Regions from separate parts of the Homo sapiens genome. Here region 1 is linked to region 2. Evidence: chromatin contacts called from ENCODE Hi-C or POLR2A ChIA-PET data. All regions are on one chromosome and are shown on one strand. Each heading gives the region's core, a stretch centred on a gene start or an enhancer-like site at or near the end of the contact. The rest is flanking DNA. Distances are from core to core; before and after follow the strand shown.

Region 1 (5,191 bases), core at 780-3,279, 98 kb before region 2:
AAGGTAAGTCCAGGCTTGGCCAGGGCCAGAGTCATGGGCAGCAGCGGTGATGATGGCAGATGATCAATCCTGAAAGGTAATAAAAATGCCCAGGGTACAGCCCAGAAATGCCTGTGATAGTCCCAGAGGTGCCTGGAGCATGCCTCTGTTCGCTCCCTCCAGGCCCCAGCCTGGCAGTCTCCCGCTCTGGGTGCTTGGGCCATGGCCACAGCCTTCCCCCTACTTAAGGCCTCTGTTCCCACTCCCCACTTGTGGGCCTGCTGGACACCTGCTCCCCTGCTCCTTCCTTGCCACCCCATTGCCAGCCTCTGCCAGGCCTCACCTCACTGCGTTGAAATTGAGTGTTTTGGTGGCCAGTATTGAGCTCACAGAGGGAGTGGAGCTTTGCTCCCCTGTGGAGGAGCACTCAGAAATGCTGGTGACCACAGAGACCCCTGGTGTTGTCCACAAAGGTCTCCAGAAGAGAGTAGGGGAGGGATGGGCCACCCAGGGCCGAGGTAAGATCCTGGTGAGCAGGATGGGGGCACACTTCAGCCCCTTCCTAAAAGCTGGGGCTGAGGGAGAGCGCTGCAGGGAGCTGTACTGTACTGTGATTCAGTGCACATGGGGACCTGGAAGCAGGGGACAGTAGCCCCCTTTTGTGGTCAGAAAATTTGAGAATTGGGGATGCTAAATCGCTGGCCTGAGCCACAGAGGTGCTACGTGCTGGATTTGGGATTTGAACTTGGCTCTCTGCCTGGCTCCTTGTGTTTGTTCTCTCTGCTCCCTGGGAGGATTTGCCAGTCTTGCTGCTGAGCCACTGGGGATGCTGGGGAGTGAGTATTCTATATGCATCAGCTGGTGAAGCGCTTATCAAATGACCCCCAGATTCCATCTCACTTGGGGAGGCCGTGTTTCCGCCTCCCTCCTGTCCCCACACCTCTGCCCGTGGGTGTTTTTCCAGGAGAGCTTGCCCTGGGTAGGAAAGCCGAGGGGAGGGTGGCATTGGGCTGCCTTCTCACTTGCTGTCACCTCCCTTGTCCTGCCCCCTGGCCTTCCCAGATCCACCGTAATGAAAGACCTTGAACGAACACATCCCTCAGGTACTCAGCCCAGGGTCTTACAGAGGGGCGGTCCCAGGGGAAGGGGGTTGGGGCCTGCAGTTTTCTCAAGTGTGGTGTGACCCTCAGGAATTTCTTTTTGGTGATCTTGTCATTTTGGTGGGTGTTCATTTCCTTGAGCATCTTCACTGTATTAGTAGCCATGAGTATTACTGAAAGGCATTTTTATTCTTAAAGCATTCAGGGACTGATAGCAACCAAAATTATCAGACAAGCTGCAGGAGATGAAATCAATGGAATTTGGCAATTGTGGGGCAGGACCTTATTCCCAAAGGTGGCTGGTCTAGGGCGTGTGGACTGGGAGGCAGGCATGCAGAAGGGGACACACCCCTCCCATCACTCTCCTCTCGTCCAGCCTTGGAAGCCACTGGAGTCACATCTGCTGCAGGAAACCCTGTGTTTGAATTATGTGTGGAGCAGTCACAGGGTGGTTTTGGCTGGATGAAGGGCATAGAGTGGCATCTAGAAGTGCATGGGAGACCATTGCCAATGTCATGGGTTAGACCATGTTTTTGAGGCTTTAGTGATTTTTTTGAGACCCTTCCCAGTCTAGGCCAGGCAGATCATCTTCTGTGCACACCTCTGCAGGTGAAGTCCCCGCATGGCTAAGCACATGTGTGTGGAGTGTGTGTGCTTAAGGATGTGTGGCCTCGTGTCAGATGACATGTGTGTGGGGTGTGTGTGTTTAAGGATGTGTGGCTTCATGTAGGTTGATGCTCTTGAACGTGCTGACTTTAAAAAATCCACACTGGGCTCGTCTGCTTCCCTGATGACAGAGTTTGGGAAACTAATGAAAGACATTCTGGCCTTGTGCCATCAGAAGTGAAGTCAATGTGGGGAACAGCTGCCTCTGGGAGGACGTTGTCTGTGCGCTGTGCCGCGGGGCCTCTGCTCCATGGCCGGCCACACAGCCCTGTCCTGGAAGAGGCCCAGGCAGCTGTCACCCCTTAGCCCAGTCTGGAAAGAGCCCAGGGTCTGGAGTAGGGGTGACAGTGAGGCTTTCTATGGAAGCTGCTTTAAAGAAGGAACAAATTGAGCCTGGCACTGGCCTTCTGGTTTTGGAGACTGAGTTGCCCTGCCCTGTGCTTGCAGATCCACTCAGTGTGAAGGGCAGGACAGCTTCCCCTTTCCACACCTCCTCATAACCTCCTGGGAAGCTGCTGAAATACAGGTGTTCATGGTGGGGTTAAGCCAGCTTGTGAGTCATTAGCATGCCTTTCCACGGCCAACGCACAAAACTTTTGTCTTAATTAGACTTGAGGCACAAACCGCTGATTCTCCAGTGCAGTGTGCCTGCTGTGCCGTGCGTTTTTGTTAGTGTGTCTGGACGTGGTATTCATATATTAACAGTGCATGCTGGGGCACTTGGACTGCAGGGCAATCGCTTGCCTGGCGGTGGGAGCCCAGAGGCTGAGGTGGTGCGTCATGTTCTGGCCACGGTCAAGCCCCGGAGTGTGTCTGTGCTCTGTGGGGAGCCTAACCTGTCATCTGTGTCAGTCCTCTCTGAGTGTCCTATGGGGAAAAGTTCACTTGGGGCTCATGAAAGCTTGCTTTTGCATCTGTCCCTGAGCCTGGTCCAGTGTGAGCAAGCTGATGCCTTGTGGAACCTGGATCCAGACCTGGCAGGGTGTGAGTCTGTGTGTTAGAGAGCATCCTCCTTCCAGTCCTGGCCTTGTTGGCTTCACTGCCTCTGCGTGGCTCCAAGCCTGACCACTCCCTTCCTCCCATGCCCCCAGCGTGCCTCCTTCTACTGCATTCAGATTTTTGTCCACTCACCCGGTTTTCCTCTTTTCTGCCCTGGGTTCTGAGGGTCCATGGCCTGCAGGACAGTTTGCCTAGGATAAGCCAGGACACATCAGAGGCTGGTGGAAGCCTGATCTGCTGCTTAGAATCAATGGTGTTTCTGACATGGAGAGGTGGACATTCAGGTGCCTATCATTACATGGCAGTAGGAAGGTGCTTGGACCCTGCAGGCCTGGTGCTTTGTACCTGTGGATTTTCCAAGTCACTTTATTCAAGGATTTCATTTCACTTTCAGTTCTTAAAGTAAGGGCCTGGCAAAGGGATAGGCAGCATTCTGTTTCTCTGAGGGAGGTAATGCTCTGCCATCAGCAGATTTCCTTATGATGATGGAAAAGTGTGGTCAAGGGATGTGTTTGACCCTCCTGTAAGAAGAATGAAGGTGTGCTGCCCACGCAGTGGTCACTCCAGGGGGCCCTTGGTTGCAATTCAAAGGCAAGCAGGAACCTGGAGGCCCAGAGGGGCAAAGGGCATGGGGCTCAGGTCCTGTGGTCACTCAGCACATGCTCTCTCAGCTGCACCACAGTCCCGCACAAGGCCATCTATGCTTATCACCTGGGTGCAGAAGACCAAGTCACTAAAACCCCAGAGCCAGGGGTTTGCTCCAGGTGGGCCTGGACTTTCAGCTAAGGCCCCTTCTGGATTGGCACATGGTGAGGGGAGCTTCCACACCCATGATTCTAAATCCCAGGAGCTCTGAAGCAGGAATCTTTTCCCCCTGTTTGGCATAGCTCATCTGCTAGCAAAACCTGCTTTGAGCTACCAGGATTCCCAGTACCTTTGGGAGTGTTGGGTTTCCCTACAGAGATGTGGTGCAGAGTGGACGCTGCCCCATACCTCCCGGGAGGAGTGACATCTCACAGGGCCAGTAGCCATTCTACCTTTCCCAGATCCAAACTTCTCCAACTCTAAATTCGTTGACCGGTCTGTCCCCAGAGAAAGCAGTCAATGCTGTGAGTCTGCATCTGAAAAGACAGTGAGCATTTGTGGACCCTGCCCAGGTGGTTCCGCCATCCTCCACAGACTGGCAGCACTGAAATGGGACGTGCAACTGTCCCTGTGCTCAGCTCTGCACTGCTCTTCCCTCTCAGCAACTTTCTGATTTGCATCCATGCTTGCTCTCCATGTTTCTGTGATCTCATCTGTGACATACAGATGACAGCCATGGTATTGGCCTCATGGGGGGTTGTCCAGAGATAAAAAAGACCCAGTGATTATATGCCACAGAATTTTGCATCCAAAATTTGCATTTTAAATTTTTCCAAGGGACTTTTTTCTGCTCGGGTCTAGCGAATGGCCCCTTGGTCTCTCCTGTGTAGTGTTTTGTGGTCACAATAACCCTGGATTCCTGATGCCCTGGTGGAGAGGCGATACCAGTGTCTGCAGACCATAAGAAAGTACATCTTGACTCTGAACCACAGCTATAAATAAATTGACATGTTTATCTGTGGGCTTACAGTGACATATAAAATCTTTTCTTGAGGTGCTTAGGTATCTCTAGGCTACCTGAGATACCTAAGAGAGATACCTCCCTTCTGAGAGCACCAGGTTGGGACACTACGCTCAGGTGACTTCCATGCACCCTGCAGAGCCACCCTCCCCCTTGACCCTGTTGGTGCTGGAGACTGCATCATCTGCACTATATACCCAGGCGCAGGTGGTTGGATTTGTCCAATGGGAGGCGGGAGGGGAACTGTGAGATCAGGGTGTTCCCCTTCTGGGCCCTCCCTCGGATCCTATCAGAGGCCTCAGATCTCATCAGAGGCCCTCTGCACAGAGCTCTTCTCTGTGGCCTCTGCAGAGCTTTTTGGCCCTTCCCTTTCAGGCCTCAGATATTAAAGCTTCGCACTGTTGCCAGTTTTAGGGCGCTGCACTCTCCTGTGTGCAGTTTCCTAAACCCCACTCATAGTCCTATAGTTTTTCTTTTGCTAACTCCCCTTAGTGACCCAATTAAGTGTGCCACCTCTCTACATCCAGGACCTGCCTGTTCAAATAAGCAAGCCAGAGAAAGGTTCAAGTTCTTATTTGAAAGGCGAAGTGAGCCCTGGCATGGGCCATCCCATGGCCTTTTGGCTGACTGCCACCAGCAGGTTGAGCTGTCCCATTGTCACATCACTAGCCTTAATATAGTCTCATGCCCTGAAGTTGTCTTGTTTGCCCACAAGACAAGGCTATCAGGAAAATGCTGTGAACCTTGGTTTCCAAGAAGAACTCAAACTTAGATGCGATGTGTTTGCAGCCATTCAGAATAGGTGCAAGGATCCAAATCCCTGGGCCTCAAGAACAAAGAA
Region 2 (5,038 bases), core at 458-2,957:
TACGGAGACAGAGTTCTCACACCTACCCTCCGCAGGGCATCTTGGGCCATCCACGTCCACCTGCCCTCCCTTCAGCGTGGCCATCACGGTGCCCTGACTCAGCTTCCAGTCCCCCGGGCTTCCATGTTCTTGTCTTCCCTTTCACTTCTACCTTTCCTGCTTGAGTAAGTTAGGCTGTGGCTCGCAAACTTCAGTGAGCATTTGAGTGTTGTCAGAAGGCCCCCAGGATGGCTAAATAGTAGAAAGGACAGCTTTACTGGTGACATCAGTTTGCAAGCCAGGAATAGATAGTCTCTGACATGGAACGAAGGTGCTCTCGCTTCGCAGAAGGGGAAGGGCAGTTGGATTTTATGGCTCGCAGGGTCTGTGTTACATAGTAGAATCAGACATGTTTAGCAGGTTTGGGGGAAAGCTGTGCATGTTTATAAGGGGAGCTGAGTGCATGTGCAATGGGCAAACATGTACGTAACACACATCTCATGTCACTTTAGGGTGGGGTTTCAGCATTAAAATGAGGTGGAATTTGGCTCTTTCCATCAACAGGTGAACTATAGGACACAAAGACAGCCTGTGCACAGCCTCCATAAGTTGCTGAAACTGGCTTGAGGTCTGCAGTTGCTTATGAGAAAGGGGTGTTTGTAAGGGCTGTCCTCTGTCCCATCAGAGTTGCAGTGGTCTGGGTTATAAATCAGAGGGGTCTGATAGCACCTATTGTTAGGGAGTTTAGCAAGAGTGTGGCTTTCTTTGTAGCCCAGGAATTTAGGAAGTTACCATGCCAGCACATAGGTAACTTTGTTTCCTTAACCATAGGGTCTGTCTTAGTTGCTGAAGGGACATCTGTTTTGGTCTCAGATAACACAAGTCATTGGGAAAGCTGCAGGCCCAGCCCAGGGGAGAGTCTGCTGCAGTGGGGCTGACTCAGCCTGGGGCTGAGGCTGCCTGCACCAGGCCCACCTGCGCCCAGCCCACTGGCCACCCACCTCCCTCAGCAGCCCACCTCCTGACCCCCGACGTGGTTGGCCTTTCCTCAGTCCTCATCTGCATGAACTCTCCACACTTAGCACATGCCCTTCCGTCTTGCAGCTGTGTCCCCAGGCCTCAGCAATCTTAAAACAGCCCCTCTGTCACCCCACACAGAGCACCCCAGTCGTCTCCAGGACCTTCCTTTGGAACACCGAGCCCTGTCACATCTTCAAATCCTTCTGGTGCATTCTAACATCCGTCTGCCACTGAATCTTCAGAACAGCCTTAGGGGAAGAGGAAGGCTCCATTCTCCTGGCGAGAGATGCAGCCAAGCCCCATCCAGGGCCCGCAGCTGATGAGCAGTTCCATGCCAGAATTTGAAGTTAGCACCCCCAATGTTCTCTGCTTTCAGGATTCCTAGTGCAGAGACATTTGGCTGTTGGATTATGAACCCTGCCCCAATCTGACCTGCAGCTTCTCCTCCCACCATCTCATTCTATGGATTAATGTGTGGACCACGCTCTTCCAGGCCCATGCTCACTTCTTTCCTGAGTGTTCCAATCACAACACTCAGGACTTGAGAGTGTGTCTGAACCTGGAGATCGGCCTTAGGAAGTACCATCCACATTTAAAGAAGTTTGGAGGAAACCGGTGTCAGATTCCATGCAGCCCTGAGGGCGGGCCCTGGCTCCGAGGCACTTGTCCCCAGGCAGACCTTGTGAGTGCTTGCAGCTTTTCAGGCATGGAAGTGAAAGCATACTTAGCTGTGGAGAGATTTGGCACTGGGTGCCTGTAGGATGACAGCAGCACTTCTTGGCTGAGGTCCAGGGCTATGTTTGGTACAGAAGAAACCATGTCTGATTTTTCAGCTGGAACCAAGCACACCCATGTGGAGTCACTGGGGGGTCATGGGGGACCCCAAACATCTTTATTCCAGAGCAGCCCATCTTTGCAGGGAGATCTATCCTACAGGTCTCGGTTGCTGTTGCTGCCTCACCCTTAGTTCTAAGACTTGGCAATGGATTATGACCAAGGTTGACACTCTGGGCCAGTTGGAATCATTCTTCTCTTGTCTTCATGCTTCTCCTCCATGGTACCTTCTGTTAATACTTTCTGTTTCCAATGGATAGGGTGCAGGCTTCTGCGGGCTGAGGCACGTTTAAGATTCGGGTCCGGGAAATGCCCAAACCGTGTGTGTGCCCTGTGGGGTACTTTCTGTAACCACCTGAATTCCACCTGTGATGCAGAATGAGAAACAGCACTGATTCCAGCTTCATTTCGTTGCTGCTCAACCCCCGCAGAGGAGCTCAGAGCTACTCTCTGTTGCTTTTATAAACGCCTCCCAAATCCTTGAAAGTGAGAGCAATTAAGAGTCTTAGTTTGAAGCTCTTGGGACATCAGCCGCATTTTCCAGACGTCCTGTTTTCAGTGATCAGTCCGTCCTTATACCCTTTAAGTAATTTCTCATCCCTCAGCCCCTTCCACCCTACCACCCCGCTGAGTCTCCAGTGTCTGTTAGGTAGAAGGTTCTGATGACAGTCTAGAGGCTTCCTGGCTGCCACAAACAGTTCCTTCAGGGCTGGCCCCTCACAAATGAAGGCAGCCCATCCTTTCCATCTCTGCTTCCATCAGAGGACCACTTGCTCCTCCCACCCTTAGGTTTCTGTTGGTGGCTTAGCCTTTGGTGGAGAGAGCACATCCCACTGCTGGGCAGGGCAGTGCCCTCCCCACAGTTCCTTCCAGGCCGCCTGGGGTCCCACGTTCATCCAGTCCTTAAGCGCCGGCTGCGGGCCAGGCCCCGGGGATGCAGCCTGAATGAAGCAGAGGAGAACCCTGGAGACCACATCTGCCAGGGAGGACACAACAGCGAAGAAAAGCAAGTCTGGAGGGGATTCTACTCTCCGTGGAGAAAGTAACACCAGGAGAGGAGGAAGGACCTGGGAGGAGGGAACTGCAGTTTTCCTGTCAGCGCTCGGGACTTGGCAGGGAAAGCGGCCTTCGGGGAGGGGCAGGGAGGGAGCAGGTCCAGGGGTGGCCTGAGCTGGCCGAGGGACTCTAAGCCAGGGTGACCAAGCAGGCAGGTGGGAGGAGAGGGGTTGGGGTCAGAGGGGCAGTGGGAAAAGGGCTTCAGGGGTTCCCGCAGGTCACTCTGAGGACATTGGCATCTGCTCTGCATTTGGGTCTGGGGTCTCTCTTCCAGGCCCCTTCTCTGCCGAGTGCCCGCGACCTTGTGCCTGTGTCCATAGACTCCTCCTGACCACGTCCTTGTCATTCCTAAGCCCACCCCCGCTTTGCTGAGGTGAACTTTGATAGTGTAAAATGCATGTGGAGGGAGCCTTCTAGACTAAAAGTTTCGAGCTCTGGTCATAGGGAACCCACAGGGTCTTGGGCCCCTGGGGATGTGGGCAGAAGGCCTCAGGGTAACTCCAACCCGATGGTTCCCATGTGGCTTCTGAGGGTCCCACTTCCCCCACAGTTCATTCTCACACAGCCATGGAACCAGGAACCATTTACTTCACTATTGCTTAAAGCCACCAGTGGGGCCCATTGCTCTTAGAATAAATCTAGACTCCTCACTGCAGTCTACCCTGTGGGTCCACCCAGCCTCACACCCTCCCTGCATGCCTGGCCCTGATCGTTGTCCCGGCATGCTGGCCTTCCTCTGTCCCTTCATCTGTCCCTTCCTCTGTCCCTCTGACAGGCCAGACCCCTGCCCACGTTGGCATCAGACAGTCGAGCAGAAGCTCTGGCTCTCTCTGTCACTCCCTGTGCCTCAGTTTCCTCATCTGTGTAATGGGAGTAATAACCTTACCCACCTCCAAGGGTTCTTAGGAGGATTAAATTGGAGACATAGTGAAGTGCACAAAACAGCGCACAAAGGGAGAAGTATGTGTTAGAAATGATTGTTAACTTAATTGTAGTTTGGGGGCCCTGCACAACCCCAGTGTCCCCTGAGTCACCTCCCATGTCACTCTGCAGAGAGCAGGAAGAAGCCCCCATGTCCTGTTGCAAAAATGCATTTTAGTAGCAGCGTGTTGTTTTTGATGCTGCAATATGAATATCCAGTCCTCTTGAAAATACAATTTGGAATAGTCTTAGGTTTCATTCGATGTGAAGGAAACAATCACTTAGAGAATGAGTTTCCTTGAACTGTCCAGGGCAAAGGAGCCTGTTTGAAATAATCAGCGCTTTTGGGAAAGGGACAACCAGTGTATTGCAGGCAGAGCCTGAGGTCAGCTGCTTGAGCATCAGAGGCAGGGAGCACCCCACACAAGCTCTCAGACCTCAAGGGGTTGGCCAAGCCTAAGCCTTTGTGTCCCAGCCAGCCCTGCCAGGGTGGACTGTGTTATGGCTGCAGACTTATCCTGCAGCCACTGGACTGAGGTAGGACCTGGCACCAGAAACAAAAAAAATAAACCCAGGAGGTCAAATTTACACGTCCATAAAGCCTTTTGTATTTAAAAAGAGATGGACGTTTGGTTGAAACTCTGCTCTTCTTCATATTTCTTATTGGTAAATTTGCAACACAGTGCATCTGTTCACCTGTTTTTAAATATGTCCCTTTGGGTTAAGTTGGGGTTTTAGTTGTAGCAATTCTTCATACCCTGTTCTTGGATCCAGCTGAGGGATGAGCTGGAATGGAAGTGCTAGCTTTAGGATTGAAAAATCTCAAAAGAATGTAGATTGGATCTGGAAGCTAAGGAACGTGCATAGACCTTGAAAGAGAGGGTCAAGGCTGCAAAGCTGACCGCCTTGCCTGGAATTGCTCCTTTCAACAGAGCTGGGGAGGGAAGGAGGAAGTGACCCAGGCTTCCGGCCTTCTCCCCAGTCCCTGAGGATGGCCTAGCCCCTGTGGATCTCCCTATCCGTTAGAGACGCATATGGAGCATGTACAGGTGACATTGTGTGGCTTCTGCAATTTGCTGGAAGCAGCAGGGAAGGTCAGGCCGTACATGAAGCCAAAAGGACCAAACACCAGGGGGCCGCTATGACTGTTACAAGAAGTTTAAAAAAAAAAAAAAAAACACTGTGGCTGCTTGTGTGGCAAGTGCAGTTATAAACAATAGCTCAGCAG

What was found. A loop is a pair of places that touch in the nucleus more often than their neighbours do. ChIA-PET counts read pairs that join two places held with the same protein, here RNA polymerase II (POLR2A). Pooled maps may share reads with other maps.
Region 1: a loop to region 2 is called in a map of cardiac septum, with 1.8 times the contacts of the local background. The contact joins two enhancer-like sites. A Hi-C loop is called at or near these places in 2 of 168 maps with a recorded cell type or tissue (cardiac septum and endothelial cell of hepatic sinusoid) and 1 of 50 pooled maps. POLR2A ChIA-PET finds 5 or more read pairs at or near these places in 2 of 52 experiments (Panc1 and activated CD4-positive, alpha-beta T cell).

What each region holds. Positions count from the first base shown.
Region 1 is chr2:109,283,051-109,288,241 of GRCh38, forward strand. The region is part of intron 1 of SH3RF3 (SH3 domain containing ring finger 3); the gene reads left to right. It also overlaps a transcript of RANBP2 not described here. Among named protein-coding and RNA genes, the nearest start is that of MIR4266, 28 kb to the right of the region's middle. Within about 2 kb of position 2,030, at least 4 of the 41 ENCODE cell types and tissues checked have a DNase peak (open chromatin) inside an H3K27ac peak, as active enhancers do.
Region 2 is chr2:109,381,446-109,386,483 of GRCh38, forward strand. All of the region lies in intron 3 of SH3RF3 (SH3 domain containing ring finger 3), which reads left to right. It also overlaps a transcript of RANBP2 not described here. Among named protein-coding and RNA genes, the nearest start is that of MIR4266, 70 kb to the left of the region's middle. Within about 2 kb of position 1,708, at least 8 of the 41 ENCODE cell types and tissues checked have a DNase peak (open chromatin) inside an H3K27ac peak, as active enhancers do.